Linked DNA regions of Homo sapiens: all the other regions are linked to region 3. A link is a loop called in an ENCODE intact Hi-C map of the cell type or tissue named here. Cell type or tissue: OCI-LY7. All regions are shown on one strand. Each heading gives the region's core, and the rest is flanking DNA. Links, peaks and the distances in the headings are about the cores only. Region 1 has its middle 23 kb from the start of ERI3. Region 2 overlaps RNF220 (ring finger protein 220). Region 3 holds the start of LOC107984950 (a long non-coding RNA gene).

Region 1 (10,867 bases), core at 1,042-9,041, 270 kb after region 3:
TATGATACTTTGTTACAGCAGCCCAAACTAAGACACCCTCTCATGTATCTTTTTAAAATTACATCAATCTTATGGAAGGGGCATATCACTGCTAATTTAATTTCATTTCTTTAGTTAAAAGTGAACTTGAACTATTTTTCAAATGTTTATTAGACATATTAATATCGAACATATTTTCTGTGACTTTTCTAATTCATATCCTTCACCTGTTTTTCTTTTGGGTTGGCTTTTCCTTATTCATTATTAGGTTCTTTTCATATATTATAGCTATTAATCCTTTATTTATTATGTATGTTGCAAATATGTGATCCCAGCCTATCATGTCTTTCAAATTTGTTTATAGTTTTTTATTATACAGTTTTAAATTTTAATTTTTTTCCTCTACAGCTTCGAGATTTTATGTCCTACTTAAAAGAAGCATTTCAACCACAAGTTTTAAAAAATGTTCTATATTTTCTCTTGGTCCATAATTACATCTTTTTCACTAAGACCTTTACCTAACTATCAGATTCACATAAACTGAGATTATGAGACTTAGATAATCAGACTCACAAAGAATAAATTCAGAAGTGTAAACCAGAATACCAGCTAATTAAGTCACAATGAAGATATAATTTTCCATTGACCAGAATGTATTACATCTTAGCAGAGACACCTCACCTCAGTCTGTGGGTACCTGGAAGGTAGAATTAGTAAACTAGTACCCTGATGGTATTCTCACAACTCACAATAAAAAAGAGAATATTTCATCCAGGGGATCAAAGATGAGAAGAATGCTAAGTACCTTAACCAGAGAAATATAACAGACATAAAGCAGGACCTCTTACCAGCCAGAAGAAACAAATAGGCCTGAAGGAATGATTGAAATTCCCAGGCTCCCCTATTTCCAATATCTTTGTCCCACAGATAATGTTGGGTGCATCCAGCTAAAGTTTATCTCTCTGGCTTTCCTCTATTCCAAGTCGCATTGCAGACCACATCTTTCTTTCCTCAGATGTGTTAATACCACTGATTAGTGGTCAAGTAGCTGTTCCCAAGAGCCTCAGAGAGGTTGGGCTCCTTTCGTCACCTGTTGATTAAGTTAAATTCTCTCAAAGGCAACCTTATCTATAAGTTCTAAGTACTAACTATAACAGTTTCAGCTGAGATGAGAAGAGTAACTGGAATAAAAATTACTGAATAATATAAGATAGTATATAGCAAATGAAGAGGTAATAGCACAAGGTTTTCAGGCATGGGAATGAATGATGAAAATGATGAGGAAGACTGGTTTGTCAGTCACATGATGGTGGAAGCTGGAGCCAGGGAATAGTGAGGGACAATGCAGGCAGGGAGACTAGGCAGGAGGCTGTTATAGTCATCTAAACTAAGCCAGCTCCAAATTCTAGTCTCCAGAGTCTATGACAAACTCATCTCTCTATCCTCAGCACTTAGCCTAAAGCCTGGCATGGTGGTTTTCGATGAGTGGTAAGTGGTCAATTTTAATCAGCATAGCAATTTTCAAGTGAGTTGGTACTTTCAAGGCACTTAAAAAATTTTTGTGCCAAAATATTATCTTATTAATTTATTAATCCTATTATTTCTGCTCAGCAATATCTTTATGTGTAGTAATATAGCCACTTATTAAGGGCCCACAGTATGGCAGACATTTAAAATTTTTAATATAATTCTCATAACAACCCTATAATGATCTATAGATATAGCAAAGCACAGTTCAGATAATTTTAAGAAACATACAAGTTTTCATAGTTAGAAAATGACAGTGCAGACACTAAATAACATATCACAAATTAAGAGAAATAAAGTTTCATCTTATCACTTTTCCGAAAAACAATAATCCTTTTCATTTTATGATGAAAAAACCTGACCCACAGATAAGCTAAAATAGTGGTCCCCAATTTCTTGATCATGTCTACCTATCTGTAAAAAAAGTATACATTCCCCTAATATACATATGTTTATTTATAAATTATCACTATCAGCTAATGTCTTATGGTACAATATATGCTTAGGGCAGAATTCATTAGAATGTATGTATATCTATGTTTCAAATACTCTTCTTAATAATTTCAAAAAGTTTTTGCTGACTTCTTGTCAGATCTGATTAGCTTGTAATTGCTTATATCTGATCATCTGGCTAACAGCTCCTACTAGGAGTAGACGTGATGGCTTGTGTTTGAATTTTTGTATTATTTTCAAGTCATATTTTCTTTGCAGAAATCTTTTTTTTTTTTTTAAGACGGAGTTTCCCTCTTGTTGCCCAGGCTGGAGTGCAATGGTGTGATCTCGGTTCACTGCAACCTCCGCCTCCCAGGTTCAAGCAATTCTCCTGCCTCAGCCTCCTGAGTAGCTGGGATTACAGGCGCCCACCACCACGCCAGGCTAATTTTTGTATTTTTTAGTAGAGACGAGGTTTCACCATGTTGGCCAGGCTGGTCTCGAACTCCTGACCTCAGGTGATCCACCCGCCTTAGCCTCCCAAAGTGCTAGTATTACAGGTGTGAGCCACCATGCCCGATCTGCAGGAATCTTTTTAAACCATCTGTTCATTCTATGGACATGTTTAGCTAAAACTGGTTAACATAATCAGCAAATCGCTTAACTAGGCACATGCTAACTGCAACATATCATAGGCACCACTGTCAACTCTTACATTGTTGAGATCTCCATCTGCCTTCAGCGTGCATCGTGTCCCTCACATGACAGGTGACCAAATGACTTAAAGAGTGAAGATGTCCATCTCAATGCTCATGTAAAATATCAGTAAAGCTCATTATTTTAACAGTAAAACTACATATAAATTGTAGTTCTACTATTTTCTTCCTGACCTAAGGAATCACCTTTGAAGACCTCTAGGCAAGAGGATCGCCTCAAGCAATAAGGTCAGAAGTTTTCCCATTGGCTTTCTAATTCTTAATCTAGAGTCTTCCTGAAAATGCTGTTTCAAGGAGGAAATACATACCTTCTTGGCTGGGCAGATCTTCTAGGTCTTTTTGCACTTGCCTGGTGAATGAGCTTACTCTGAGTCTGGAGTGTAGGGGAGGAGCTGGGGGTTTGGCATGATCATCTCAGTTTTAAGATTGGGCCTAGAAGAGTCATAGCAAAACCCTAGAATGCAGCTCTGCTCTCTCGTTTTCCTGGTGGTCACCACAAGAAGAGACAGAATCACAAATGGACTTGTTGATGAAAGAGGCTTTCAGAGGAACTCTGTGAGAGCCTCTTGTTTCACTGAAGAGGGAGATGTGGCACTACATGCCCCAGGACCCTCAGCCTGTGGGCCTGGGACTTACCAGGACCTCACCAGGGACGAAGTTTCGTTGCATGCCTGGCTCATTTCTACTCCATTTCCCCATTGGGTCAGGGCCAGGAACCCAGATGTCCCCTCCCTTGGTGCAGCCACTGTTTCAGAGTCTCTAGGAGGCAGAGAGCCTGGAGGGCAGTGGGGGCGGGCAGGAGGAGTAGGGTCCTCCAGTCCAGCTGGTCTGATGGGGGCTGTGTCTTGGACTAGGGAGAGTCCCCCAGACTATGCTTGGAAAAGCAAGAGAATGCTTCATTTTCCTTACTACCATTTGGTGCAACATCTAGTCCAGTCAAAGGAGTTGTTGGGGAGCTCCCAACCTCCAAACTTGATGCACACAGAAAGGCTGAGGGTCTTTGATCACCTGGAGCACAGCCCTTTCCCCTCAAAGACCCCTTTAGAGGTGGAATTCTCTGGACTTTACTAGGAGGCTCCTCAATACCCCACAGCACACACCCCTGTTAGCCTAAATCTTGAATCCCTCTCCCTATCTCCCTCACTTTGAATGACTTGGAAATTTACTCCCAAATACCAGGCCCTTCCAAGTCTGTCTCAATAAATAATAACAGCTAACTCTTAATGAGCACATGCTAAATGGCTTATGTGGATTAATTCACTTAATCCTAACGGCAAGTCTGATGCAGACACTACAGTTATCCACATTTTATAGATGAGGAGATTGAGGCACAAAGAAGCTAAAGCCCTTGCCTGAAGTCACCTAGCTGGTTAATGATGAAGGTGGCATTTGTAGCCAAGCAGTCCACCTCTTGATTCTGCTCTTAACCACTATACTATGCACTATGATATACTTCATGTTAAAAATGGATGTTTTTGGACATGGGGGTGGGGGGAGGGGGGCGGGATAGCATTGGGAGATATACCTAATGCTAGATGACGCGTTAGTGGGTGCAGCGCACCAGCATGGCACATGTATACATATGTAACTAACCTGCACAATGTGCACATGTACCCTAAAACTTAAAGTATAATAAAAAAATAAAAATAAAAATAAAAATAGATGTTTTCTCAGCTTCCATAAAGTATGACTAAAAACACGTTAGGAAACATTTGATCTGTATCATATGAGCTATACAAATGTAGCTTCAAGGTACATCTCCCCAGCTGCCTTCCAGCCAAATGGCTGCTGCCCCAAAGATGCTCCTACCTTAAAATTCTAGAACTGCTGCTGCAAATGCCCTTCGTTTTGATCCTCCTTGAGGCCCTTGGTATCCTCATGGATACCTTCATTGGTGGTCTTATGTGCTGTCAGTGATATTCCTTTCCACTCAAGGGAACACCTGCAGTGCTCACTAGCTGAATGTTTACTCCTCTTTCTGGAAGGAAGATGAAAGCAAGCAAGGAGAGCTGGGTACACACACATCCATCAACTGGGCTTTGATCTCTCTGCCTGGGAAGCAGATTTCACACTCAAGCCAACTGCAACAAGTTTTACTAGTGCGGTCTCCTGTGATATCCCATCCAGTCTGGAATTGAATCTGCACAGTAGTGAGTCTCCTCAATGCCATGCTCCCCAAGGACCCGGGGCTTGCTCTCATGTGGGTAAGGTGAGCACTCAACAAATGAACTGAGGCGGGACGTGCAGTCAGTTCCTGTGGAGTTCGAGCAACATCAGGCCCAAAACTCGGAGCCCCTACATAGTAGAGCCCCTACTGTTTGCAGAGTCCATCACGTGTCCACACTTGCAGCCACAGCTAGCAGAACAGGAGAGAGGCTTGTTGGGCACCAAGACCCACCCGACCCATGGCTGCTGCCCTTAAGCCCTTTAATTCTGATGCAGGATCAGGTAGGTAACATGGGCACAAGTGAAGACACTGTCTCATGGCTGTCTGAGGTAAAAGGGATTCAGTGAACAGATGAAGGAGCTGCAAGGAGGAGACGCCAGGTGGCAGCTGGAGAAGAAAAGCAGTCAGTGAAGACAAGAAGGGCAGGGGACCAGCTGTGGAGAGGCCAGACAGCTGGCTGGCCAGAAGAAACCCTTTAGGATGTCGTTTGGGGCCTGAAACGCACCCTCAGCAGCGTAAGTTATTGCAACGCCCTTGCAAATATAAAGTGCTGTACAAACACTAAATCTAGAATGGCTAATAATTTTGTTATGTTAAAGCATTCGTGTCAGGTAATTAATGTACTCATTGTGATCATTTAATTTTATGGCAGGTAGTATAGGGCTGGACAGAAATAGGGCTCTTTGGCCCAGTCCTCTCATTTCTCATTAGATAAGCCAACAACGCGGCCTCCCTGGTCTGCTGCGCCAAGGTGTTGCTGGAGAGAACTGCTGCAGGAGGCTCAGAACCTGGACTTGGGGCCTTCATGAAAGGGGATTTCATTTTCCTTGGCCCCTGGTGCCTAGAGGCCCTAGTGCCCCCTGGTGGTATCTGAGGCACCATTTCCTCAAAGGAAATTCATAGCTGAATTAGTGGGGAAACAGACAATTAGTTGCCTGGATAAAAGCTTCTCCCTTGACAAGTGTGCCTGAAAGCCACAAGGGTGCTGTGCACAGTAAAGGTGGAGTTGGCGTGGCTGTGTGGTGCTCCTTGTGCGGGCAGGCCAAATGGAAGGCTCTGTCACAGTTGGAGCACCTGGAGGGAACTAGGAGGCCTGGCCATACTGCCCCAGAAAGCCCTAAAGGGAAGCTGTTCAGGCTCCTGTCCACCGCAGGCCACTACGGTGCTCTGGTGGAAAGGGGATCTCTCCTTGTTCCTTGCCCAGTCTACTGAGGGCTCAGCTTGCAGCAGGGACTCCATCTTCCATCTGTTCTCTCTATTCCTTCCCAGTGCCCATCACCCCTCCAACCCCTCAACACACCCCAAGCCAAGGCAGGTACTCCTATTCCTTTCCCTAAACCTTCCTGTCATCTCCTCCATTGTGAGCCCTTCTTGACTAAGTAGGTCCCAAAGAAGAGCCTCACCTTCCATCTGCTCTCAGTCCCAGTTTGTATGCCAGCCTGAAGAGGGGTTCAAGAAGGTGTAGGGCTAGGGCTTGCCCCAGCCCTGAATGAGCCCCCAACCTCACACATGTCTATATTCATGTAAATGCAGACATCTGTCTCTGCCTCGACCTTCTCATTGATCCTTTTGTGCCTAGAAGTGGTGACCAGTCGGCTTCTCCATGCTGGATATATTAAGGTTAACTTGCATAGAAACCGAGTTATGACTTACAGAATCCTTGGCTGTGGTCATTGCCCCCGCCTCCCTCTCTCTCCGTACTCTGCCTGGATACCACCTCACTTCAGATTAAAGGTATAGCAGCGGGTTGACCAATAACTAATATATTTATTATGGACCCAGAAAGGTTTGGGTCCTAGTATCTTTCTTTGTTAAAGTCAGCAACAGTTGTCTGGATGACCCATAAACTCCAGGTTACTTATAACCTGGTGGGTGAGGGCACAGGGAAGACAGTGGGTTTGCTAGTGACAATGGCCCTGAACATCTCAGAACTGGTGTGTCCTTAGGAAGCTCTCTGCATAGTATGATGACTACTGTCTTCCAGACTAGTATTTGGCCTAGAGCTCCATGTTCATTAGCACGAGTCTCACAAAAATAATAGCACTGGCACTACTATCCATCGAGGCACCACTATGTGCCAGGAATGCAGAAAAGTACTTTGTGTATTGTCTCATGTAATGCACCCAACACTCCTATGGTGTTGGGGTCATTTGTGGCCTCATTTACAGGCATAAGAACTAAGTCTCAGACAGGTTACGTAGCTTACTTAAGGTCATAGGGTTGCTAGGTGGCAGAGTTGGAATTTGAACTTAAGCAGTCTAGGACAAGAATCCACATGCATAACCACTACTCTACATTGCTTCTTTCTGTGCTATGCTGTCTGGATACACTGGCCTACTATTCCAAAATAATTATTTTAGTCTACTCTGTTCCAGGGACTGTGCTGGGCCCTTGAGAGAGGAGGACTCTATACAAGATTGATGGATTTATTGATATTTCCTATTTGCCAATCACTATGCTAAGCTGTACTGGAGAGGAATCTATTATCCGATGAGTGGCTGCTACATCTACAGCTCTTGACCAAGAGGAGGGGCCCTGGGTGCTTTCTTATGTATAGATGACCACATGTGGTATTAAGTGACTTTACCACCCTGGCCACAGCAAACTGGATCAAGGATGAAGACCTGGCTGGGTGCGGTGGGTCACACCTGTAATCCCAGCACTTTGGGAGGCCAAGGCGGGCGGATCACCTGAGGTCAGGAGGTCGAGACCAGCCTGGCCAACATGTTGAAACCAGAATTGGTGTGTCTCTACTAAAAGTACAAAAAAATTAGCTGGGCGTGCTGGTGCGCACCTGTAGTCCTAGCTACTCGGGAAGCTGAAGCAGGAGAATTGCTTGAACCTAGGAGGCGAAGGCTTCAGTGAGCCAAGATTGCGCCATTGCACTCCAGCCTGGGTGACAAGAGAAAACCTTTGTCTCAAAAGAAAAGAAAAAAAAAAAGATGAAGATCAGACCCAAAGACAGCCAATCTATTGGCTGACCAAGAATCCACAGTGTGGCTCAACAAGAAATCTCTGCCCAACAGAGTTAGTGACTAGGGTATGGTCAAACCAACAAGATCCTTTTCCTTGGAAATATAAACTCTTATTGGTTGGAAGTGTTGGGTGCCATAGAAGCAAGGACAGAGTACTAAGTGACCATAACGGTGAAACATAAGAGTAGAGATCAATGAATGCCCAATTCAGAGGCAGCAATGAAATCACCTAATTTCTAGAACTATGCTGTATCCTGAACCAGTTCTAGTTCTCTAAGTTTTTTTATGATCTCTGTGAAGTCTAACCGTGTGGCTATATATCTTGACTTGACTTTCTTATTTCTGTCTATATCCTCACAAAGATCCCCTATAATCAACATAATTTCAGTGTGTCCTCATGGAGCTCACAATTGAGCAGGCAATACAGATGATAATGAAGCAATTATTTACCATAGATAAGTGCTACTATGGGGGAAGCCCAAGAGGCTGTGAGAGTACAGAGGCACCTAATCTAACCAGAGACAGTCAAGGAGGGCTTCCTGGAGGAGGACGAATAGCATACAGTTCTCATTTTATTCAAAGCAAAATCCACATCTTTAAAATGGCCCACAGTCTTTAAAATAGCCTACATAGGCCGGGCACGGTAGCTCAGGCCTGTAATCCCAGTACTTTGGGAGGCCAAGGCCGGCGATCACCTGATGTTGGGAGTTCGAGACCAGCCTGACCAACATGGAGAAACCCCGTCTCTACTAAAAATACAAAATTAGCCAGGCGTGGTGGCACATGCCTGCAATTCCAGCTACTCAGGAGGCTGAGGCAGGAGAATTGCTTGAACCCGGGAGGCGGAGGTTGCCGTGAGCAGAGATTGTGCCATTGCACTCCAGCCTGGGCAACAAGAGCAAAACCCCAACTCAAAAAAAAAAGAAAAAAAAACAGCCTACACAATCTGACACTCTCAATTCCCACATTCCCTCTCTAATTTCTATTCCTATCACTTTATTTCCCTTCTTGCTCACTCTGCTCCAGCCTCATTGGTCTGCTGGGTGCCCCTGAAACACATCGACTCCTGCCTCAGGGTCTGTGCTCTCGCTTTTCTCTTTACCTGTAATGTCTCCAGATACCCACTTGTTCAATTCTCTCACCTCTTTTAAATTTTGCTCAAATATTATTTTCTCAGTGAGGTATACCTTGACCTCTGATTTAATACTGCATCCTGTTTACCATTGCCTACTCCTATACCCAGACACTCTTGATCTCCTTACCCTACTCTACTTTTTTCTCTTTTCCTTAGAACTTATCATCTTCAAACATATCTAATGATTTACTTATTTCTGATATTTGTGGTTTTTGTCTGGCTCTCCATGTTTAGAAAGTAAGCTGAACATGGACAGAAACTGTCTTAGTCTATTTGGGCTGCTATAACAAAATACCATAGACCAGATGGCTCATAAACAATAGAAATTTATTTCTCACAATTGTGGAGACTGAGAAGGCCAAGATCAAGGTGCTGGAAGATTCAGGTTCTGGTGAGGACCCATTTCCTGGTTTATAGATGGACAGCCATCTTTCATTGTGTCCTCAGATGGTAGAAGAGGCAAGGGATCTCTCTGGGCTTTTGTTTTTTTTATTTTTATCTTTTTTTTTCCCACCCTGTCTTATGGTATGGATGGGATTTCTTTTATAGGGCACTAATCACATTCCTTGAGCCTTCATGATCTAATCACTCCCCAAAGGCCCCACCTCCAAATACTCTCACATTGGGGATTAGATTTCCACGTATACATTTTGGCGGGGTGGGCCACAGACATTCAGACCATAGCAGTGATTTTATTTTGTTTATTGACTGTCATAGGTTGTGTTACCCAGGAAGCAGATTCTGAGACAAAGTGTAGCATGCAAGTGGTTTTTAAAGAGTGTTCTTGGGATCAACACCGATGGAAGTGAGGGAGGCAGTATTGGTGCAGAGGGAGAAGTTGAGCTGTGATGCAGTCCCAACAAAGGCCTCAAACAATCCTATAGGAAGCTCTGGAGCTGGAGTGGTCTTTCAAAATTATTTGAATTGGGATAAGGGGGCTGGGATCTTTATATTCTAGTGTTGATCAGCCCCTAGAAGGAGAAAGGATGTTAGCCAAAGAAGTTTTTCTTCAACTGCAGCAGTCCCTCAACAAGGCTAACACAGCTGAGGCCTAGCCATAAACAGCACTCCCAGCAACTGGTGAAATAATTCCTTTTCTTCCTGAAGGTGGATCTAGGGTGGATCTAGGCAACAGACCACAGCGACTACTGCAATTTTTCCTGGTGCCACTTGGATTTACTTCTTCTTCTTTTTTTTTTTTTTTTTTTTTGAGATGGAGTCTTGCTCTGTCACCCAGGCTGGACTACAGTGGCATGATCTCAGCTCACTGCAACCTCCACCTCCCGGATTCAAGTAATTCTCCTGCCTCAGCCTCCTGAGTAGCTGGGATTACAGGAGTGTGCCACCACGCCTAGCTAATTTTGTATTTTTAGTAGAGATGGGGTTTCATCATGTTGGCCAGGCTGGTCTCGAACTCCTGACCTCAAGTGATCTGCCCTCCTCGGCCTCCCAAAGTGCTGGGATTACAGGTGTGAGCCACCATGGCTGGCCGGATTCACTTCTTTATATAAATTGTTAGAACATCTCCTCAAGGATTTTGGTAGGCCTCTCTTCCTAAGAAAAATTTAGAAGAGAAAGGTTTTCAGAATAGACTATAGATCCCACTGTTACAGCTAGTCTTAGGGCCGCAACTTATTATATTCCCTTTCTACTAACAATTCTAGACTCCCCTTACCCTCAGGTAATGCATTTGTTGGTCTTGGTAGCTTCAGTTGTGGTATGACCCAGACTGTCATCACTAAGGGATCTCAGGCTGGTCACCATGCCCTTCTCAAACTGCGGTTGTTGCACTTGTCCATATATCATCAAAACAGGAAGGCAGGATCAATAAATGCTCAAGTACCAAGTGGATCACTCTTGGTTGCCCCCATTGTGTAATGGCAGCCCTACTGCCTTCCAATGATTAGAATCAATTACCTCTGCCAAGATAGGGTGA
Region 2 (10,867 bases), core at 1,459-9,458, 80 kb after region 3:
GAAAGAAAGAAAGAAAGAAAGAAAATCCCAGTTGCATTCATCTGGTTGGAAGATTCTACCCATCATCTGAGCCACTTTGGGAGGCTGAGGTGGGAGGGTTGTTTGAGCCCAGGAATTCAAGACCAGCCTGGACAACATGGTGAGGCCCTGTCTCTACAAAAAATCTAAAAATTAGCTGGGACTGGAGGCTGAGGTAAGAGGATCACTTGAGCCCAGAAGGTCAAGGCTGCAGTGAGCTGTGATCATGCCATTGCACTCCAGCCTGGGGGATAGGGTGAGACCCTTTCTCAAAAAAAAAAAAAAAAGGCATTTGACACGCCCAACTAATTTTTGTATTTTTAGTAGAGATGGGGTTTCACCATGTTGGCCAGGTGGGTCTCAAACTCCTGACCTCAAGTGATCCACCCGCCTCGGCCTCCCACAGTGCTGGGATTATAGGCGTGAGCCATTGTCCCCAGTATTTTACCACGCTGTTTATTTCCTTTGTGGTACTGATCACTCCCTTAAGTATCTTGTATCTTTTCATTGTCTGTTTCCCACTTCTAAAGCAAAAGCTCCTTGGTAACAGGGTTTTGTTCGTCACTATTTCAAGTGTTGAGAACACAGAGTAGATGCCTATTAAATATGTGTCAAATGAATGAATGGCATAGGATCAGGGATGGACACATAAAGTGGTGATAAAGGGCACTAAGGTTGAGGTGGTCAAGAGCTGAGAATCTGCTTTAGATGGCAGAAGGGAAAAGCTGGGAGGAGAGGTGGCAGTGGGGAGAAGGGAGAAGCTGGGAGGAGAGGTGGCAGTGGGGAGAGGGGAGAAGCTGGGAGGAGAGGTGGCAGCGGGTAAGAGGGGGTGCACTGCAGTTTGGGGCTGAAAATACTGGAGAAGGCTGCAGGGGCTTGTACTTGGGCAGTGGCCGAAGATGGCTTGGATGTGAAACCTGATAGGAAGACAGTCCTAGGGTTTCACATGTAACTTTGGTATCAAGATTATTGGAATGTAGAGTGAACTTTCCTATGAGAGCCAGAGTGGGGCTATCTGAGCCAATGTTGGACAGACTGTCTTGACTATTTGAATCTGCTGTATCAGCCTCTGCTCTGTGTTCTAACAAGACCTTGGATATACCTCTATATATACTTGGCAAATGCTCAATTCCTTACCCTCCTGTCGGCTCCTGGAGCCTGTCCCCACTTGTCTGCAGTTTCCGTCTTTGACCCCTTTCCCAGAAGTGAGCCTAGAGTAGAGAAGGCAAAGTGAGTTGAGCTGAGGTGAGAAGAGAGGAGATGAGGTGAGGAAGATCATTGAGACTTCAGCTTGGCCCAGCCCAACCAGACCCACAGTCAGCACAGCAATTGTCCGGCTGAAATAACAAGTCAGAGACGAAAAAACTGGCCATCCCTCTTTGTTTACTCAGCTTTTTTCCCCCCTTTTTCTTTGGACAATGCCCTGCTGGGCTGGGGCTGTCCTGCTGGGTTGTTGCTGGGCTCCCCTGCCAAGATGGAGCCCAGCTGCTCAGCTGTTTACAAGGCAAATCCGGTTTACACTGGGGCCCATCCTGTCCTGGCTGGGCTGGGGAGCTTCAGTCACAGCCCAGCCACTGGCTTCTCCTTGCCCAGGGCTCCCCAGTCTTAGGCTGGGGGCACTAGAATTGGGAGGGAATCCTACATGCCCAAAGGCCAGGGAAGGCATCAGCCTCAAGATGGAATGAAAACAGTGTAAGATCTGGTCCCGCAGCCAAACTTCTGCCCTTAGGAGCCCCAGAGAAAGGAGAACTGCTGGAATCCCATGGCTTCCATCTCTGTTCTTTCAAGTGGTGAACTTGTGACAACAAAGTTCACCAACAAAGTTCACTCCTCCTGGCCACCCCCTATTCTCCCTGGTAGCTAAGGTCTGGGAACTAATCTCTGCCTTATCTACCACTATCCCCCAGAAACTGCTATAAGGATCAAAGAAAATTATGTGTATGCACAGACTTGGAAAGCATTTGTTGCTCTGATGAAGTAATGTATGCTAGTTCACCCAAGTGATCTATGGTAGTTCACCCAAGTGGAATTTGTTGCTCTGATGAAGTGATCTATGGTAGTTCACCTGAGTGAAGTGGTAGATCACCCAAGTGATCTCTACGGATGAGGATCAAGTGGCTAGACTGGCAGTTGCTCAAGGGCAGGGACCATGTCCTCGTCAACCTGGTGGTCCCAGGGCCCATTATGGAGCATGTCACACAGTGGGACACAATTATTTCATTTATTAAACAAATGTTTCTTAAGAAGCTTGCAGACTAGTGGGAGAGCAGGCAATAAAAAGCACAGTGATCCCTTTGATATACTGATTTCTTCCCTTTGGATAAATACCCAGTAGTGGGATTGTTGAATTGCAAGGTAGTTCTATTTTCAGTTTTTTGAGAATCTCCATATCGTTTTCCATAACGTCTGTACTAATTTACATTCCCACCAACTGTGTATAAGAGTTCCCTTTTCTTCGCATTCTTGCCAGCATCTGTTACTTTTTGTCTTTTTAATAATAGCCATTCTAACTGGGTAAGATGGTATCTCATTGTGGTTTTGGTTTGCATTTCCCTGGTGATTAGTGATGCTCAGCATTTTTTCATGTACCTGTTGGCCATTTGTATGTCTTATTTTGAGAAATGTCTGTTCATGTCCTTTGCCCACCGTACTTGACTCCCATGTTTATTGCAGCACTAATCACAACAGCAAAGATACAGAGTCAACCTGAGTGCCCACCAACAGATGAATGGATAAAGAAAATGTGGTATATTATTTAGCCATTAAAAAAATGAAATCCTGTCATTTTCAGCAACATGGATGGAAGTGAAGATCATTGTTTAAGTGAAATAAACCAGGCACAGAAAGACCAATACTGCATGTTCTCACTGATATGTGGGAGCTAAAAAAGTTGATCTCATGGAGGTAGAGAACAGAGTGATAGTTACCAGAGGCTGGGCAGGGAGTGCGTGTGATGAAGAGAGGTTGGTTAATGGGTACAATAATACAGTTAGATGGAAGGAATAAGTTCTAATGGAAGGAATAAGTTCTAATGTTTGATAGCAGAGTAGGATGACTATAGTTAACAATGATGTATATTTCAAAATAGTTAGAAGAGAGGACTTGAAATGTTTCCAGTACGTAGAAATGACAAATACTCGAGGTGATGGAAACCCTAAATACCCTGATTTGGTAATTGCACATTCTATGCATGTAACAAAATGTCATATGTGATCTGTAAATATGTACAAATATTATGAGTCAATAAAAAATAAAAAAAAAACACAAATGCAAAACAACAACAACAACAAAACCACAGCAAAAGCAACAATCCCATAGGGGTTAGCACAGGCGGCTGAGGAAGCACAGAGGAATCACCCCACCCCGGGCTGGAGGTCAGGGAAGGCTTCTCAAAGGCAGTGACATCTAAGACACAGCAAACAAATGTGCTTATTAAACAAAGGAGGAATGAACGTGCAGAATCCCTAATGGCAGTGCAGGGGCAGGCTGACCTGGGTGCTCTCTCTTACTCCTTTACCCTCACAAAATAGCACTGAAGGGCCAGGCTTTAGGCTCTTGGGCTTTGGGGCTGGTGAACTGTCTGGGTCTGGCTTCTCTAAGTAAATGTATTAAAGATTCACAGTGAAGCCCTGAGAGGCTTTTTCTATGTTACCCAGTCTTCTTAAACTGGAGCACAGAACAGTGTAAGAAAGTATACTCATGAGTTGCAGGAAGCACAGGATAAACATGTGTTCTGGACTTTCTCAATGGTAAGAAATTTAAAGCTTAATTTAAAAATATGACCTGAAGGACAAGTAAGAGTTAGCCAAGTGAAGTGGGATAGGGCAGAGGTCATTCCAAACAGAGGGGAGAGTTTAGGAAAAGGCACTCCAGAGGGCAAGGGCTATAGGAGGAAGAGCATGGCCCAGCTGGGGAAATGTGAGTATTACACTATTTTTTATTTTCTTATTTATTTATTCATTCATTCGTTCATTCATTCATTCGTTCATTCACTCATCCATCCATTCATTCATTTATTTAGGACAAGGGTCTCACTCTGTTGCTCAGGCTGGAGTCCAGTGGCATGACAGCCTCCATCTCCCTGGGCTCAGGTGATGCTCCCACCTCAGCCTCCTGAGTAGCTGAGACTACAGGTGTGCACCACCACGCCCAGCTCATATTTTTTGGTATTTTTTGTAGAGATGGGGTTGTGCCGTGTTGCCCAGGCTGGTCTCGAACTCCTGGGCTCAAGCAATCCACCCACCTTGGGCTCCCAAAGTGCTGGCATTACAGGGGTGAGCCACCACGCCCAGCCCTGAATATTACAGTATGACCAGAGGGAAAATAACTCTAAGAGGACATAGGGATGATTCCAGAGAGGTAAGCAAGGGTTAGATGATGTAGGGCCTAGTAAGCTCAGTTTTTTGTCCTGTTGGAGACATGTTTCCATGAAATCAACTACCATCTATAGTCTATTAATTCCAAATTTTCTATCTCTATCCTTGAGCCCCTCTTGGGAAATCAGACCCCTATATCCAACTGTCAGTGGATGTAAACTCATTAAACTCATGCTATCTGATATGAACTCTCCTGATTTCCTTCCAGGCTTGCTCTTGATCCTCCTTTAGGCCTCTGCTCCACTCCAGGTCTGCTTTCCATGATGCCCACTGCTAGGTTTCCTTCTGTAGATTCTGGTCTCTTCTCTTCTTTCTAGCCCGGTGTCCTCATGGACTGATAGCTCAGTCATAACCCCTGGGCTGTCCTGATCCTGACATCTCTTTTTTCTGGATGCAGCATTCCATGGGCAGGGCCCAGGCAAATCTGACCATGCAACTCTCCTTCAAAGCCTTCAATGGATCCCCATTATCCTCAAGATAAACAAGAAGAAGTTCAAACTCCTTGGCACCCAACACATAGTGTTCTAGTGAAGGGTAAATGAGATAATGCATGTGAAGCAGCTGGCACATCGCCTGGGACGTTTTAGGGTTTTAGGCATTCAATTAATAATAGCCATTATTACTCTTATAATAATTATATAATTTATATTATATCATTATCATATTATAATTATATTATAAGCTCCCCCTACCCTGTACCACATTCTGGCACCTGTCTTTCTCTTCAGTTCTCCTGCGTGCTTTCTTCTTTGAGGGCCTCGAGAACTTCTCTTTCAAGTCTCCACATCTTTATCCATTTCATTCAACGTGATTTCCACCTGGAGGATCTTTCCCTTCATTGTTTACTTGGTGAACAACATCCTTCCTCATGGGTATCTCTCCCCAAGTAGAGTAATGGTGCAAAATTATAGGGCCAAACATTTCTCTTAGACAATAAAGGTTACTTGGTATTGAAGAGAAGAGACACAAGCATGACCTGAATCCTTAGCGGCAGCAGCTGATGGCAGATATCAAAAGCTACTCTTGAGGCAATGAGTCACAGACACCGAGAGAGCTGAGAAGTGGCTGGGCCAGAGAAGACCTGCCTGGGAGAATGGCTGGTCTTGCTGCTGCAGAGGCCAGCAGATCAGAAGGAGGTAGAAGGAACAGTAAATAGGATATTGCAATGTACAGAGAGAGATTCACTTTGTCATTGATTTCACAAAACATTATTCAGCACCCACTTTGTGCTGAGCTTTAATTATGAAAGAGGGGCTTTTCATTTAGTGAAGAGTCAGATGAGTAAACAGGAATTACAGAACCACATGATGCATATTATAAGAGCAGTGGCGGGGTGCCATCGAGGCTGGGTTTCAAAGAGTCCCTTCCCTTGTGAATTTCAGGGTACAATCACATGCAACAAATATTCAAGAGCACTTGCTCTGTGCCAGGCACTGTGCTGGGTGCTGAGGACACAGAGGCTATAAAGATGAATGAGATGATTTCTGCCACCTAGTGGGAGGAGACAGCTATGTTTTAAAATGCCACAAAGGTAGTCAAATGTCACATGTCCCCAGACTGCCTCCTCTTCCATTTAATGTGAGAGGAGTCATTATCATCTAATTCCTCAACTAGAAGCCTGGATATTATCTCTGACTCCAGGATTTATGTTTTAGATTAACCATAAAACATCCTGTAGAGGAAGGACCGGAGGCAGGGAGACCAGCTGGAGGCTGTCCCAGTCACTGGGGTGAGAGATGGCAATGTGGCCTGGACTAGGCTAGGAGCCTTGGAAATGGAGGGAAGTGGACTGATCTGAGAGCTATTTAAGGGTAGGATGAACGGAATTTAGGGATTGATTAGATGGAGGTCTGAGAAAGGAAGAGGGGTAATAATCTCAGGTTTCTGGATGGGCATTTAAGATTGTGGTGCCATTTAATGAAATGGGAGCTAAAGAAGGGAGAAAAATGGTATGTTCCATTTTGGACATATGTGTGTTAGACATACGACACATGGGGAGATGTCCTGTAGGTGGCTGGAAAGTGAGTTGGAAGCTCAGGAGATTGATTTGGATTGAAGTTAAGATTTAGAAGCTGCTGGCATATGGTGTAGCATTTACATGGAAGATCATGAGATCACCCTGATAGAACATGTGCAGACAAAAGCAGAGCAAACATTCATTCATTTATTCAAGAAATTTATTAAGCACCTACCATGTTCCAGGAGCTAGAAATCTAACAGTGAATGTAGAACTTACTTTCTACTGCTGGAGTAGGCAACCAACAAATAAAGACACAGTGGCATGTCAGGTAGGCACACGCAAAATGAAGGAAAATGAGCAGGGTAAGGAGATGCTGAGAGTGACAGCAGGTGGCCAGGAAAGGCCTCTCTGAAGAAGTGACATTTGAGCAGATATCTGAGTGAAATGAAGAAGAGAGTCATGAGGATCTGCGAAGGAGGAGTGTTTCAGGTAGAGGAAATAAGTTCAAAGGCTCTGATGGGGAAGGTACTCAGTGTATTCAAGGAACGATGGGGATAATGTGGCCGTGGTAGAGAGAGCAGATGGAAGAGGGGCCAGACTGTAGGGTCTTGTAGGTTGGGAAGAGGACACTGGATTTTATTCTGTGTGATAGGAAGGTCTGGAAAAGTTAGGAGCAGAGCAGTAATATAATCTGATTTATCTTTTTTTTTTTTCTTCAGATGGAGTCTCTCTCTGTCACCCAGGTGGTAATGCAGTGGTGTGATCTTGGTGCACTGCAACCTCTGCCTCCTGGGTTCAAGCGATTCTCCTGCCTCAGCCTCCTGAGTAGCTAGGATTACACGTGCGCACCACCATGCCCAGCTAATTTTTGTATTTTTAGTAGAGACAGGGTTTTACCATGTTGACCAGGCTGGTCTCGAACTCCTGGCCTCAAATGACCTACCCGCCTTGACCTTCCAAAGTGCTGGGATTACAGGTGTGAGACACCACACTCGGCCTGATTTATCTTTTAAAGGCTTATTTTGGCTGCTGTGCAAAGAATAGATCGTGGGAGGGCCGGAAAGGAAGCAGGAAGATTGCAATAGCACAAGTGTGAGATGACAGTGACCTGCATCGCGACATGAGCGTGAAGGAGGGAGAAGTCTGGATGCCTTCCCATTCCTGATACATTGGATCAATAAAGTAAAAAGAGGTGCCAAGACTCAGAGGTGAAATAGAAAGGAGGAGACTTCGGCTTTAGCCTGTTCTGATCTAACCACATAGTCTCGGGGACATTATCCGACCCCTCTGTACTTTACTTTCCTTAGTCCAACATAAGTCCTTAACACATGGCGTGCCTCCTGTGTGGTGGACATTCAGCGCCAAATGGAACGGACAAACAGCTACATTCTAGTAGGGAAGAAGACAAGCAATTTTCAGAAGAAATGTTACCAAAGATCCCCCAGAATACTGTCATAGAAAAGTGGACAAGGGAAAGGGACAGCGCTGGATGGGGTTTGTAAGAAAAGCCCCAGTAAAGGCGTCATGGAAGGTGAGTCAGGAACAGGACCTCCACCCTCACTAGATCTGCCTCTCAGCTTTGCTGCTGTTCACTGAGATGAGGGATGGAAAAGCACAGGCACTACAGCAGTGACAAAGGACTGGACTGTCTGAACTTCGCTCAGCTCTCCTCCCCATTACCCAAAATATATACCCATCGCTTCCATTCGGACCTGAAAAACAGCAACTCCTTCCTTTGTGCTGCAAAGGCCTTTAGGGGCAGCGCCTTCTCTGGCACCTGTCTCTAGGGGCCTTCATAGGATGGTCCCAAGGGTGCCCGATCTTCTAGGAGCTCACAGCACCTAGAACCACTGCCAAGTGTAATACCAAACACCATCATAGGCCTGCTACCCCTTTCAGACTATGAACTCCTGCTGGGGCCCAGGACGATGCGGGTAGAGGGCGTCTAAACAAATGACTATTGAAGGAGTGGTCTAGAAAGAAATGCCCCTTTTGTCTCCTTTTCTCAGCTCCCCATGGCCTTCCTTCTCCCTTCCTCCTTGTTCCCCCTCAGCAGCCCCACACCCCTTCCCACCAGACCCTGGCTTCTCAGCAGGTAGTGTAGAGATCCTGGCTCTGCCAGGGTGGGGTCTGAGCTGGTGCCTAAGTCAGCAGGCTTTGCCCACAGCCCCATCCTGACAGGCGGTGCCTCTGGCAGCAAAGTCATGGCCCTGATTCCTCTGTCTCCACATTTAAGAACATCTCTAACTGCTCCTTGGATAGCTCAATTAGTAAAGTGAATATATTATATAAAGTCTAAAAGATTAAACTATCATCGTCAGCCCATAATTTCATGAAGAAGTCAGGGGACCGTATCCCTCTTATTAACTCTATAACAAATGTGATGAAAATGTTCAAATAGAATGTTAATGCAATGTTACGTGTAATTTTCCCAGGCGATTTTCTGCTGAAATATTTCTTTATTAATAGTAATTGAGGGTATAAATTATGAATGAGGCGATTTTCTCCTTTCAGTAGGAAAGACGTACTAATGGCAATAATTCTTTATAATAATTTTTGGGGATAGTGGGGCGGGGAGAGAGGCTAGTCTAAAAACAGACAAAAGCACCTTTCCAAAGTCTCCCTTGGGGAGACAGTGCATTTGCCACAGACAACCTCTCTTTAGCTTCCACACACCTCAGACTGCCCGCAAGTGAAGTGTTTGTTCTTCATCAGTTTTCCAAAAACCTCAAGGTCTGTTTAAAGGGCTGGAAGGAAGTTTTTGCCTCTAAGTTCTGAAATGGACCAAGTTCTGAAGCCAAACTTTTCTGCTTAGAAACTGCACTGCCAAAAAGACCAAAGCGAGGCTCCTTTGCTGAGCTCCCAGACCCAGTCTGTCTGGACCCAAACCATCTTTTGTAGCATCCTAGAATATTCAAGGAGGAATAGCCTCCGAAGCCTTCCCATGGAATCCCCCATCCCATCCCATAAATGAAAGAATAAAAGGGCACAGAGATAATAAGTTCTAAGCTACACAACATGTTGGTGGGGGAGCTCGGACTCCACCCAAGCAACCTTCTGCACGCGTCCCAGCCTCTCCTGAACAGGCTGCCACTCTCCTGCCTTCGCAACTCCATCCCCGCTGATTCCTGGCCTGGGCATCTGGAGAGTGCTTCAGGAGGGCAAGGACTACAGAGAAACGCCTTCCAAATCCTGCAAAGGAGTTAGACTAGTACATTTCTCTAGGGTCTTTCTTCATTCAGGGATATCCCAGCTGGCATTTGCCCATTCATTTATTTGGCAGACATTAAACAAACATTTACCATGTGGCCAGGCACTGTGCTAGGGATGGGGGTTACAAAGGTGAATTTATCCAACAAGAATTAAGATAAATTCAGGGTGCTCAAGGTCACAGGTGGGAAAGACAAGCATCGGTGCACAGATACCTATGTGAGATAATACATGTGAGTCATATCATTAGAATGTTTGAGGAGCTGCCACACGGCCAGTGTGGCTGGAGCAGAGTGAGGTGGGGATGAGTGCAGGGAGGCTGAGGGAGGCAGAACTGGCAGGGCCTTGTGGCCACAGTAAGGATTTTACCCTGATTGGGAGGGCTCGTTACTGGAGGATTCTCAGCAGAGGAGTGGCACAGTGTCACCTACATTGTTGAAAAGGACACTCTGATGGATCTCTAGTTGGATGTGGAGATTGAAGAAGAGGGACTCTAGGAGGAACCAGAATTCCAGCAGTGGTGACACAGCGCTGATTCTCTGTGTGCCATTCACTGAGTTAGGGATGCTCACTGGGGAACAGAGTCAGAGGCATGATCACATAGTTCAGCTTTGGACAAGTTGAGTCTGAGGAGCCTGAGGGTCAATGGGAACCTCCAGGAGTCCGGGTGGAGTCTGGAGCTGCAGGGTGAAATGGGGCTCCCCAGGCAGGTTTTCAGCAGGGACTCGCACAGCCTCTGGGTTCACATGGCGCCTGGTACACTGAGTTTCATGTCTGTTCAGAAGTCTTTCTCCCTAGTAGATGTGAGCTCCATGAGCTCCAGTCAGAGTGTACTGAGTGAGCAAGCGAATGAATGAGTGAAGGGAGGAAGAGAGAACAACGACTTATGCTGTGTGAGGCTATCCCTAGGGTCTTAGTGGCCACCTCAGAATCTCTCTTGATTGCTGCTAAACAGTCTATTTCCCTTACCCTCCCACCCCTGCCCCAGTAAGGGTAGGCTCTCTCCAAGTCTCCTGATCTTGAGAAACGATCTTCTCAAGATCGCTTGAGAAATGCTGTTGATGACCTCAACAGGCATTCTTGGTGTCATTCACGGGGCTTCTCAGTTGGTCACTGCTGAGTGCTCAGCCCCTTCCCTGGAGCAGGAGAAAAGGTCCCCTTCAGGTCTGAGACTCTGGCGGGGGCTATGTGGCCAACTCTTGTCCCTGTCCCAGGATCATACACAGCTGGGAATCTCATCACATGCTCCTCCCTTCACCCTCTTGCTATGTTCTAATCCCCAACAGCTGGGTCAGAAATGGGG
Region 3 (10,867 bases), core at 1,233-9,232:
CTTTGGGAAATGGGCCGTTGTACAGGGCAGGGGTAAAGATGCTACTTGGGCAGAAGGCATGAGGGAGAAAGTAGATGGAGTAAGATCCCAGAGAAGGCAGAGGTGTTGAGGTTGCAGGGTTGGGGGAGGGGTAGTCTTGGAAAGGAAGACTTTCCAATAGGGAGGACAGGATGAATGTAGAGAAAAAAAAAAAGTCCAACCCAAAACTCTAATATTTTATTATTTAAAAGAAAACAAGGTGGATGCTGTGGCTCATGCCTGTAATCCCAGCACTTTGGGAGGCTCAGAAAGGAGGATCACTTGAGCCTAGGAGTTTGAGACCGGCCTAAACAGCATGGTGAAACCTGATCTCCACAAAAAAAATTGAAACAATTAGCCAGGCACGGTGGTGCGTGTCTGTAGTCTTAGCTACTTGGGAGTCTGAGGTGGGAGGATCACCTGAGCCTGGAAAGTTGAGGCTGCAGTGAGCTGTGATCGTGCCACTACACTCCAGCCTGGGTGATAGAGTGAGACCCTGTCTCAAACAAAACAAGCAAAACAAAACAAAAACACCATATTCTAGCACCTAGAGATGACCTCTATTTACACTTAGTGTATATCCTTCCAGCTTTTTGGGGGGGTATATCTTCTCTTTACCTACATGAGACCTATTGAATCTACTGCTTTGTATCCTGCTTTTTTCAGATCATGATCTCCACCTTCTTGTTTGATCTCATTTAGTTTCCAGTCCATATTCAGATTCCCTAATTGTCCCTAAAGCATCCTTTACAGCGGATGTGCCCCAAACAGGATCCAATCTAAGATCACACATTGCATCTAGTTATTTTGTTTCTTCTTAAGGCTCTTTTAAATCCAGAACTCTTCCCCTCCCCACCTGATTTTAGATTCAAGGTCTCACTCTGTCACCCAGGCTGGAGTGCAGTGGTGCAATCATAGCTCACTGCAGCCTCAACTCTTGGGCTCAAGCAATCATTCTGCCTCCAGCCTCCCGAGTAGCTGGGACTGCAGGCATGCACCACCACGCCAAGCTAGTATTTTTTTTGTTGTTGTTCTTTTTTTTTTTTTGAGAGAGAGTCTTGCTCTGTCGCCCAGGCTGGAGTGCAATGGCGTGATCCCGGCTCACTGCAACCTCTGCCTCCTGGGTTCAAGCAATTCTGCTGCCTCAGACTCCCAGGTGTCTGGGATTAGAGGCATGTGCCACTACGCCTGGCTAATTTGTGTATTTTTAGTAGAGACGGGGTTTCATCATGTTGGTGAGGCTGGTCTCGAACTCCTGACTTCGTCATCTGCCCACCTCAGCCTCCCAAAGTGTTGGGATTACAGGTGTGAGCCACTGTGCCCAACCATTTTTTTTTTCTTTTTTAGAGATGGGGTCTCCCTATGTCGTCCAGGCTATAGAACAGCCCCTTTTTTCATGTTACTGGCTTATTGAAGAGACTGGGCTGCAAGATAATATTTCTAGGAGTGTGTGATTCCAGATGCTGCCAGGGAGAAACATACAGTGGGGACTGAAAGGCCTCTGTCAGATTTGAGCATTTGGGAGAATGTGGGTGGCCTTAAGCAGCCTCCTCTTCAGAGTCTTGGGAGGGATGCTTAGGCACTCCAGGGCTAGGAGGTCAGGCGGCTGATGGCAAGGTACCTCTGCTGACCATCCCTGTTTAGCCATGGGTCATTTAACTACTGTGGCCATACGATTTTCTCCTTGTCACTACCACATCACTAATTACTGCTGCTGTTGGTTGAGAGTTTACTTTGTGTCAGGTACTGCTTTGATCATTTGAGATACATTTTTTTTCATCTAATTTTACCCATAACCTTATGAGGTGGGTGTTATCCCAATTTCACCGTAATCTTATAGATGGGGACCCAGACTCAGAAAGTAGTAAGCTGCTCCTTGTTCTTACTATTGATACATAGTGGTGCCAGGAGTTGAACCCGGACCTGTCTGACCCCAGCACTCTCCAAAGTCACATTCCCCTGACAAAGGGCCCTTTGTCTCTGAACAGGAGGATGAGAGGGGATTAGGAGCCAGGCATGGTGGCTTTTCTAACTGACCTAGAAGGGGACCTGTGTGGAGATTGTGGCACCCTTGGCCCAAGCGTGAGGAATATAGAAACCTAGAGGGAGTTTGGGCCCAGATTATAGAATTCGAGGAACAAGTGTTTACTGTATTTGGAATTTCAGGGCAGATATGAGGAGTGATCCCAGGCCGGGGAACCAGGGACATTTGAGTGTCAGGTCCCTGAGTCCAGAGAGTATGGACTCTGTTTTTAGGAGCCTGGGAGAGAGGGAAGGTGACAGTGACCAGTGATGAAAGTGATGTGGGCCTGGCTCAGAAGTGGCCTCTGGTGGTCAGGGCTGGCGCCTGCAGGCCAGCTCTCGGGTACTGGTCTCATGGGGGTACTACTTCTGTCTGGGAGGTAGGGACAGTGCAGATCTGAGGTGCTGGGACAGGGTATAGCCAAGCAGTGAGGCCCCATCCCAAATGTGCAAGGCCTAGGATGGGAGTGCGGGGCACAGACAGGAGGGAACCAGAGTAAAGAGACTTCCTCTGGTCAGCCCAGGTGTCTCCAGTATATGCTTCAGGCTCTGGGCCTCAAATACCACTCCAGGCCAAGAGGGCTTGGCCAGCATGAAGCAATTAGTCCAAAAATGGGCCTTAAGTATACCTTCCCTGCCCAGAAGGCACCTGTGTCTGTGGGCAGCGGGCTGGTGGGCTCAGGCTGAAGCAGGACCCAGAGCATTGCTGACGCTGTGGGCCCCATGGCCTATGTCCTACAGGCTGGGGTTGCTGGGCCCCTCTGACCTTAGCTTGTACCCACTACCCCCACCTCATCTGTGAGGACTGACCAGGCCTCTCTCCCCAGGGCTGCATCGTAATCCGATACACAGCCCCGTGGCACATGGTCTTCTTCTCCGAGTCACTGGGTATCCCTTCACTTCGTGTTTTGGCCCAGAAGCTGCTCGAGCTGCTCTTTGATTATGAGATTGAGAAGGAGCCCCTGCTCTTCCATGTCTTCAGCAACGGTGGCGTCATGCTGTACCGCTACGTGCTGGAGCTCCTGCAGACCCGTCGCTTCTGCCGCCTGCGTGTGGTGGGCACCATCTTTGACAGCGCTCCTGGTGACAGCAACCTGGTAGGGGCTCTGCGGGCCCTGGCAGCCATCCTGGAGCGCCGGGCCGCCATGCTGCGCCTGTTGCTGCTGGTGGCCTTTGCCCTGGTGGTCGTCCTGTTCCACGTCCTGCTTGCTCCCATCACAGCCCTCTTCCACACCCACTTCTATGACAGGCTACAGGACGCGGGCTCTCGCTGGCCCGAGCTCTACCTCTACTCGAGGGCTGACGAAGTAGTCCTGGCCAGAGACATAGAACGCATGGTGGAGGCACGCCTGGCACGCCGGGTCCTGGCGCGTTCTGTGGATTTCGTGTCATCTGCACACGTCAGCCACCTCCGTGACTACCCTACTTACTACACAAGCCTCTGTGTCGACTTCATGCGCAACTGCGTCCGCTGCTGAGGCCATTGCTCCATCTCACCTCTGCTCCAGAAATAAATGCCTGACACCTCCCCACAACCTGCAATCTGTCGGGCACTCTTCTCGTTCAACTCCCTGTAGCCCTTTGGGACTTTGCGGTCCCCTAAGTAGAAAATTCCTATGGGCCTGTCTCCTGGGGGCCTCTGTCTGCTGGTGGTCTGCTTACCACAGAATCCTAAGGGGCAGGAGTGCCTGGGCATGTGTCTGTGGGAGCCTTGCAGTCAGTTGTGTTTGGACAAGTGCAACAGTCAGGCTGCTGATTCCTGTGGCATGCAGGCTGTAGAGGTTGACAAATGGAGGGGGGTGTTGAGGGTGAGCCCTAGTTGATTTTTTAAAATTTAAACTCTGGTAAGAACATTTAATATGAGACCTACTCTCTTTTTTTCTTTACTTATTTATTTATCTATTTATTTCAAGACAGGGTCTCACTCTGTCACCTAGGCTGGGGTGCAATGGTGCAATCATGGCTCACTGCAGCCTCAACCTCCCAGGCTCAAGTGATCCTCCCACCTCAGCCTCCCAAAGTGCTAGGATTACAGGCATGAGTCACCGCGCCTGGCCAAGATCACCTAACAAAATTGTAAGTGTGTACGATACTTAAAATTTAAGAGATTATGTGCACGGCAGACCTCTAGAACTGAATAGTCTTGCATCTTGCATAATTCAGAACTTCATCATCTTGCATAACTGAAACTTTGTGCCTGTTACCAGAGTTGAGTTTTGATTCCTTGAATGGAAGGTGACCTTTGTGGGGAGATGCCAGAGGGAAGGTATATCGGTCAGGGGTAGCGTCAGGCTGCGGATAGGGGCTATGATCTTTGCTCCAGCAGGGCGAAGCCCTACAGTGTAAAGTACCATTCACATGGCTCCCACTTGGCAGTTCACTCAGAGAGGCTCCTCTGACCCCATTGCCTGGGAGTCTGAGGTAGAAGCCAGATGAGGAGCTGAGGTTAGGGGCCTGCCTGGCTCTACCACACTTTGCTAGGAAGCCGCTGGGTCTGGGAAAGTTGCAAGCTGAAAGTTGCCAGAGACAGTGGGGGGCAGGAAGGCAGCAGCATTGTAACAGGAGCTGGGATGAGCTAACTCCCAAGCCCTAAAGACCAGAACCAGGGTAAGGGGATTTGGGCTGAAATAGCAAACTCCTTCATCTTCTGGAAGGGAGACCCACTTAGATACTCTCTAGGCAGAAGAGGTGAATTCAGCCTGATAGTTCAGTATCATTGATCATTCTAGAAGTCACTACTGCACAATGTTGGCATATAGTAGGTATTCAATAAATATTTGATTGAATGAGCTTACCGTGGTGATCACGGGGCTTAGGGGGCAGTGAAGGAGATGGCTAGAAAAGCTCTGGATGGGAGCTGACTCTTGGGGATGATGGATCCTTTGTCCCCAGAGCCGCGTTCTGTCTGCATCCCATCAGTCCTTGGTGAGTCCCCACTATGGTGGCAGGGATTCCCATGCTGTGTGGCTGCATTCCTAGCCATGGCCAACAGGTGGCAGTGCAGCCTGTGCCATGAGACAGCTCAAGGCTCCCACAGCAGGGCGGGCTTCAGTGGAATGCCCTCACTCTGGGTTAATGGCCCCTTTTAGAGACCATATGGCCCCCAGGGTGGCAGTAACCAGCCATCAAGGACCTACTGAGTCCAAGCTTGTGGGAGGGGAGACTAAAGACATCAAAGAAGTCGGCCTGACAGGAACTGGGCATTAAGAGCCTCCTCTTCATCTCTCCGTTGCCCTCACCTACCCACTCTTCTCTTCCAAACCTGTTTCTTTCCCAAACCCTCAGCCATCGCTGGAGCTGTTCCACCCGCCTCGACAGAGGCTGTGTACATCCCCAGGATCCCTGTGTTCAGGATATTGGGTGCCATCAAACTGGGCGTGGAGCTGTGAAGGGCCTTTGCTGGGCTCCAAGGGGGACTTGTCTGTGCTTCATCTGGGTGCAAAGGGTGGCAGGAGCTGCCAACTGGACCCAATTCTGAGGAATTCACTGTGGGTATCCCAGAGAAAATGGGCAACTAAGGCTGGGGATTTGGGCAGATGGGCCTGGTGTGCAAGGTGTCAAAGCAAGTCTGGAGTCATGGGGCTACTCTGGGGCCTTGACTGTTTTTCTCCAAACAGCTTTCTGTTGTGGGTGAAGACTTACATGTAACTTTTAGCACCTGCCTGGGAGGCATCTAGGAAGCTGAGCTACCTCACTGGCAGTGGGGAGCTGTGGGGGTCAAAGTGCCATCTCTCCAGCCTTGGTTCTCTGAGCACATGGGAGACTTGAAGGTCCATCCTGGATAATAGGGTTTCCATTCTTTCCATTTGAGAATCTAGGCAGTAGCTACACTGGGATGATGGTCACTAGAGATACATTTGGAGAATAGAACAAAAGCCTGGGAGGCTGATAGGGTGATCCCACTGTGGTCTCTGGTATGTTTCAGGGGACCAGAAAGGGATAGAGGCCTGGGGCTTGTGTTTGTACCCAAGCTTGTGGCCACTCCTAGCCTAGGTTGGGGGATAGAGCTTGCATCCCCTCTGTACCCCCAAGCTCTGACCTCTTCTGTGATTAATGAGCTGACGATTCTGCATCGATAAAGAATTAACCTAGAGCCCCTACCCATCAATAGTCAGGAGCCCAGATCCCCAGCCCCACCCCCCTCCAAACCAAATGCTCCACGGCCCCAGAGCAGACCAACCCTGCACAGTGTCATACACCTATAGCTAAGTCCTTTCCCCCATCCTGCCACCAGGAATTAACCCCTTAACTGCCTCAGCCCACCTCCCCTAGTTAGCTCCCCCACCACCCCACACACATAACACACAGGCAGCAACTGTTTATACTGGTTTAATCCATGTCAAATGTAGTTTACAAAGGGAAAGGACAAGTACCTTTGTATAGAATATACAGACACAGCATCACACCACAGGGCCCACGGGAGGGTCGGGGAGACGACACTTTTTCCCTGGGAAAGGCAGCTCTAATCCCAGGAATGGTTCTCAGCAGAGGCTGGGTGGCCAGGAGCACTGTCCTCTAGCCCCCTAACTCAGCCTCTGCTTCAGCTCGGTTCCCATTTCCTGCCTCTACCCCCCAACTCCTTATAAAGAGCCCCATGAGCTAAGACTAAGGAGAGGATCATGTCCCTTGGGGCGTGTGCCCCATGTCTGGGAGAAGAAATATACACCACTGAACACCGAGCACATGGGAGAGGGAAGGGACACCACAGGAGAGAGAGAGGCAGGTACCCCAAGAGGTGGATGGGCCGAGCTCCCAGCCAACCCTGAAGGAGGCGCTGCTTCCAGGGGTTCTTAAAAAAGAAGAAAATCATACAACCAAAGGGGGAGGGGACAGGTAGAGGGCGAGGAGTTGTCCCATTTATACACAACATTGTAAACATACACGGTCTATATTACATGTGCTTCAGTCTGGTGTTTGCATGTCTGTCTGTCCGTCTGTCAGTATGGGGGCTGGATCTTAGGAGCCGTGCCCCACTACTCCCCCAACCCCCACCTCCCTGCCCCACCCTGGGAACAGAGCTGGAACAGGTATGGCCCCCAAACCATAGGTGGGAGCCAGCAGGTAGTGCCTGGGCCACAGCCTCTACTCTGGCTCCAGAGTCCTGCGTGTGTAAATGTGTGTGTGTGTACGCATGTTTGAGTATGTGCATGTATGTACATGGGGAACCTGTGTGCAAGTATGTACAAAGGGAGACGGTCACTGTCACAGAGGCTGGGGGCAGGTGGGGCTGCTGGAGGCGAGGCCTGCCTGGGGCAGATAGCTCACAAGTAGATCCTCCGCAGGTCTCCGGGCGCTGTGATCGTGTTGCACTGAGGGCAGAGCTTCTTGGCACCCTGCAGGGAGAACAGGGAGGGCTCTGGTCTACACAATGAGCCATGTGTGCGCATGTGAGCACCTGGGCCTGCAGCCATGTCTCTCTGCACCAGTGTGTGCTGAGACCTTGGTCCTGTCAGCCCAGGCTGGGGACGCATAGGCAGCTTCTGTGAGCAGGCAGGCACGCTCCTGTGTTGGGGGGACGCCAGGATCAAACCGCCTGGCCAGCCCCGCAGCAGGAGCCCCAGTAATGAGAACAAGGCTGGGTCCAGCTGTGGCAGCCGCAGCCCTAACGAGATTACACGCGGCCTTTGATCAGGACACAGAGCCCACGTCCGAGCCTTTTATTACTGTCTCCGGGCGACATTTTAATGGCTGCTCCTGAGCGAAGAACAGGGGCAGGAGCAGAAGGAGCTTAGTAATGGGAGGGGGAGGGGCCAAGGCCCTGGTCCTGTTTACCTACAGCCAGCCTCCTCCTGACCCCAGGCCTCACCAGTCTGTGTGATGCAGTGGGCCTTCGGGGACCGGGGCGGGGAAGGGAGAATGCAGTGAACTCATGGAGGGGGAGAAGTTCCTAAACCTGCAGTTGGGGAGGAGAGGCAGCGAGCCTGGGGGTAAATATCCTGCGGGTAAATATCCTGGCTCCTGGCTCTGTTCTCCTTTGCGCCATGCTCCCCACTTCCCCCAGGCAGGCTCAGGCATAAGCACAGACATCTGGGCAGTGCCCGGAGCGGCCTCCCATTCCCCGACCCCCATGCCACCTCACCAGGGTCCGCAGCCAGCACTCCTCGCAGTGCACGTGCCAACACTGGATGGACGTTAGGGGCATCGAGTACGAGTCCTAGGGAGGAGGGGGCAGAGAAGGGGTCACTCTGAGGTAGGCCCACCCTCTCCAACTCCCCCAGAGGGCGTGGAAGCCTGACCAAGGGCACCCCTAGGTTCTTTTCTACTCACCATGCAGATGAGGCATTTGTAACGGTCCCCACGAGATAGCTGCCGTTCAAGTTCTCTGACCCGAGCCTTCAGAGCCTCAAACGTGGTCACAGCTGAATCTTCGGTGATTCTGTAAAAAGGAAGGCATGGTTGGGTAGCAGGCTGGCATCTCTCATCTGTACCTCCAGCCTACGCCTCCCTTGAATTCCAGAACCAAATACATAAATGTCCCCTAGGCATCCCTGCCTGCCCCCTTTCTCTGATAACCTGAATCTGCAAATTCCACATTCCAGAACTAAACTCCTCACCCTCTCTATTCCTCCATTCCCATTCGGATGAATTTCTACACCAGATACCAGGGAACCATTTTCAACCACTCCTTCGCAGTCTTCCCAACCACCCAAATCTGTCATCTCTCCTAGTATCTCCGGCATCTCTCCTCACCACCATGAGTCCAGGCTCTCAGATGTCTTCCACCAATTCCACCACTAACTTTTTCCAGACAGCCTTTCTGCCTCCAGGCCCCTCATCTCTATTCCACTCTCCCAGCGCCTAGAGGAATTTATGTTCTCAAAGCAAATCTCTCGTGGTGTGACTTCCAACATTCCAATGTCCCCCTTGGAGTAGAGAGCTCCACTACACTCCTTGGTCCAGCCCCAGCCCGCCGTACCCCTGAGGACCTTGCCACGCATTTTATGCTCGACTCCTATGTGTCACCATCCACGCCACCTTTTTCACTGCCTTGGCCTCTGCACTGTGATCCCTCTGCACCCCCTCGCCTGACTCACTAGCTCTGCCTCATCATTCAGATCTAGTTTTGTTCCCATGCCCTCCCAGAAGCCTTTTCCAGACCCCTGAGCCAGCACTGCACAGTGGCTCTCACAGCCCCCCGTGTGAACTCCACCACAGCAGTGTAAAGTTCCTGAGTATGGGTTCCCTGAGGGCGGGCTGCTCACTCCACCAATACTGACTATGGCCAAGAGCCCCACCTCAGGCATGGGACGTGAGCAAACACCTGCTGAAGAAAGGGCCCGTCCAAACTCCAGGGAGAGGGGGACAGATGCAGGGACTAGGCGTGTCCCACATGATCTAGGTCTCTTTGCCACAGCCCTGGCCTGCCTCCAGGGCTCCTTGTTACTTCCTAGATATATCAGATGCCCTGGTAGTCCTGTGTGTGGGCCAAGCCCTGCACCTGAAGGTCCCTCCTGCATTTCCAGGACTCCTTGGGCTGCACTGCTGAACAGGGAATAGCTAGGACTCTCTCAAGGAACCTTCCCACCCTCCTAAAACAAATGAACAGGATCCAGGGGAGCTCACAGATGGAGAAGAATGCTTCCTGGAAAAGTAGAAAAGATGGTATAGGAGACTGGCCTTAGGGAATAATAATGATAATACAAATAAAATAGCTAAAATTTATTAAGCACTTACTAAATGCCAGAGATTGTACTGAGGGATTGATAATTATCTTATTTACACCTTACAAAAACCCCATAAGATTCTAATATCTCCATTTTATATACAAAGAAACTAAAGCACAGAAAGATTAAGTAGCTTGCTCAAGGTCCCCACAGAGTCAGGGAGATGGGATTCAAACCTGGCAGACTGATTCCATGATCAACTAATAACTGTGTGATTGACCATGACTATACTGGCTACACCCAGGAGGAGGTGGGGCTCCAGGCCAAGGGAACAGCAGAAACAGAGGCCAAGAGGCCCAAGAGCCCAGTCTGGCTAGAAGGCCCACATGTAGGCAAAGTGCTACAGTAAGAAAGGAGATGGCATGCAAGAGGACCTCAAATGCCACACCTGAAGGAGCTGAAGTTTATCTCGTGGACAGCAGGAAGCTGCTGAGGATGCTGGAAGAGTGGGGGTACGAACAGCTCAGGTTTCACAGATGTACTCAATCAGGAAGCAGAGGCTGGACTGAGGCGGGGGAATCATAAGGGACGTGGACTTTGGGCAAGGACAGTCTCCTGGGGGCACCTGTTCTGCAGTTTAGGGGAGACAATTGGCTCAGGAAGCTTGAGAGCTTACAGGTGGCCTGTCATTGCTGGATGTGAGTGGTAATGGGAGTGCAGGGAGGGTAGTGGTCCCATTTCATGGGCAATACAACTTCAATCTCTGGCCTTTTTCCTTTGGGGAGCTAGCAGCAACACAGAGCGTGACTCCTTAGTGGCTGTGTCCTTGTATCAGGGACACTTAAATCCATCACCCTAGGGTCCATGATTCCCTCTGCCTTGCCTCTTTCCAGGGATGCCAAGAAAGGCTCTGACTCTTTCCTCCTGGTACTGGCTGATTCCCTGGGGGCTTCCATTTAGCTCTCTGGCTCTGGAAGCCTTTACCATCCCTTCCCTCCTCACAAGCCTCCGAACAGCAGGCTCCTTCCCTGGCATTTTGCACAATGCCATATGTGCCATCCCCATCTGGATTACAGGTAAATTCCTGATAAGGAGACAAGGATTTGTAGCTGTGCTCCCTTCCACTCCAAGGACTAAGCTGAGAATTTGCCTAGTCCTATATAGTTATGTCAAAGATGGGGAAACTAAGGCCTGCAGCTGGGGGCAGCCTACACCAGAATGGA

What was found. Hi-C counts contacts between places; a loop is a spot of excess contacts. Peaks named below come from ENCODE experiments on the same cell type or tissue, not always from the same donor. Only the 100,000 strongest peaks of a DNase experiment are listed, where the experiment ranks them.
Region 1: a loop joins it to region 3, with 3 times the contacts of the local background. A loop is called at or near these places in 38 of 110 quality-filtered maps.
Region 2: it touches region 3 in a loop (9-fold over the local background); 15 of 110 quality-filtered maps call a loop at or near these places.

The regions. Positions count from the first base shown.
Region 1 is chr1:44,373,198-44,384,064 of GRCh38, reverse strand. No RefSeq gene overlaps it. Among named protein-coding and RNA genes, the nearest start is that of ERI3, 23 kb to the right of the region's middle. RefSeq lists a silencer at 9,593-9,803 and an enhancer at 10,190-10,359. In OCI-LY7, for the core only: CTCF peaks have their summits at 5,481 and 5,682 (motif pointing left); a DNase peak (open chromatin) is centred at 5,674.
Region 2 is chr1:44,567,277-44,578,143 of GRCh38, reverse strand. The region is part of intron 2 of RNF220 (ring finger protein 220); the gene reads right to left. Among named protein-coding and RNA genes, the nearest start is that of MIR5584, 27 kb to the right of the region's middle. RefSeq lists a silencer at 5,842-5,961. In OCI-LY7, for the core only: CTCF peaks have their summits at 5,687 and 5,886 (motif pointing left); a DNase peak (open chromatin) is centred at 5,893.
Region 3 is chr1:44,647,210-44,658,076 of GRCh38, reverse strand. It overlaps RNF220 (ring finger protein 220), which reads right to left. Exons shown (of 15, transcript NM_018150.4): 13 at 8,308-8,416; 14 at 8,120-8,194; 15 at 6,354-7,373. The coding sequence ends at 7,302. It overlaps TMEM53 (transmembrane protein 53), which reads left to right. Exons shown (of 3, transcript NM_024587.4): 3 at 2,868-4,830. The coding sequence ends at 3,518. LOC107984950 (a long non-coding RNA gene) reads left to right here and starts at 8,411. Exons shown (of 2, transcript XR_001738031.2): 1 at 8,411-10,867. RefSeq lists an enhancer at 7,212-7,793. In OCI-LY7, for the core only: CTCF peaks have their summits at 2,133, 2,348 (motif pointing left), 4,836 and 5,035 (motif pointing right); DNase peaks (open chromatin) are centred at 2,356 and 5,056; H3K27ac peaks cover 514 bases.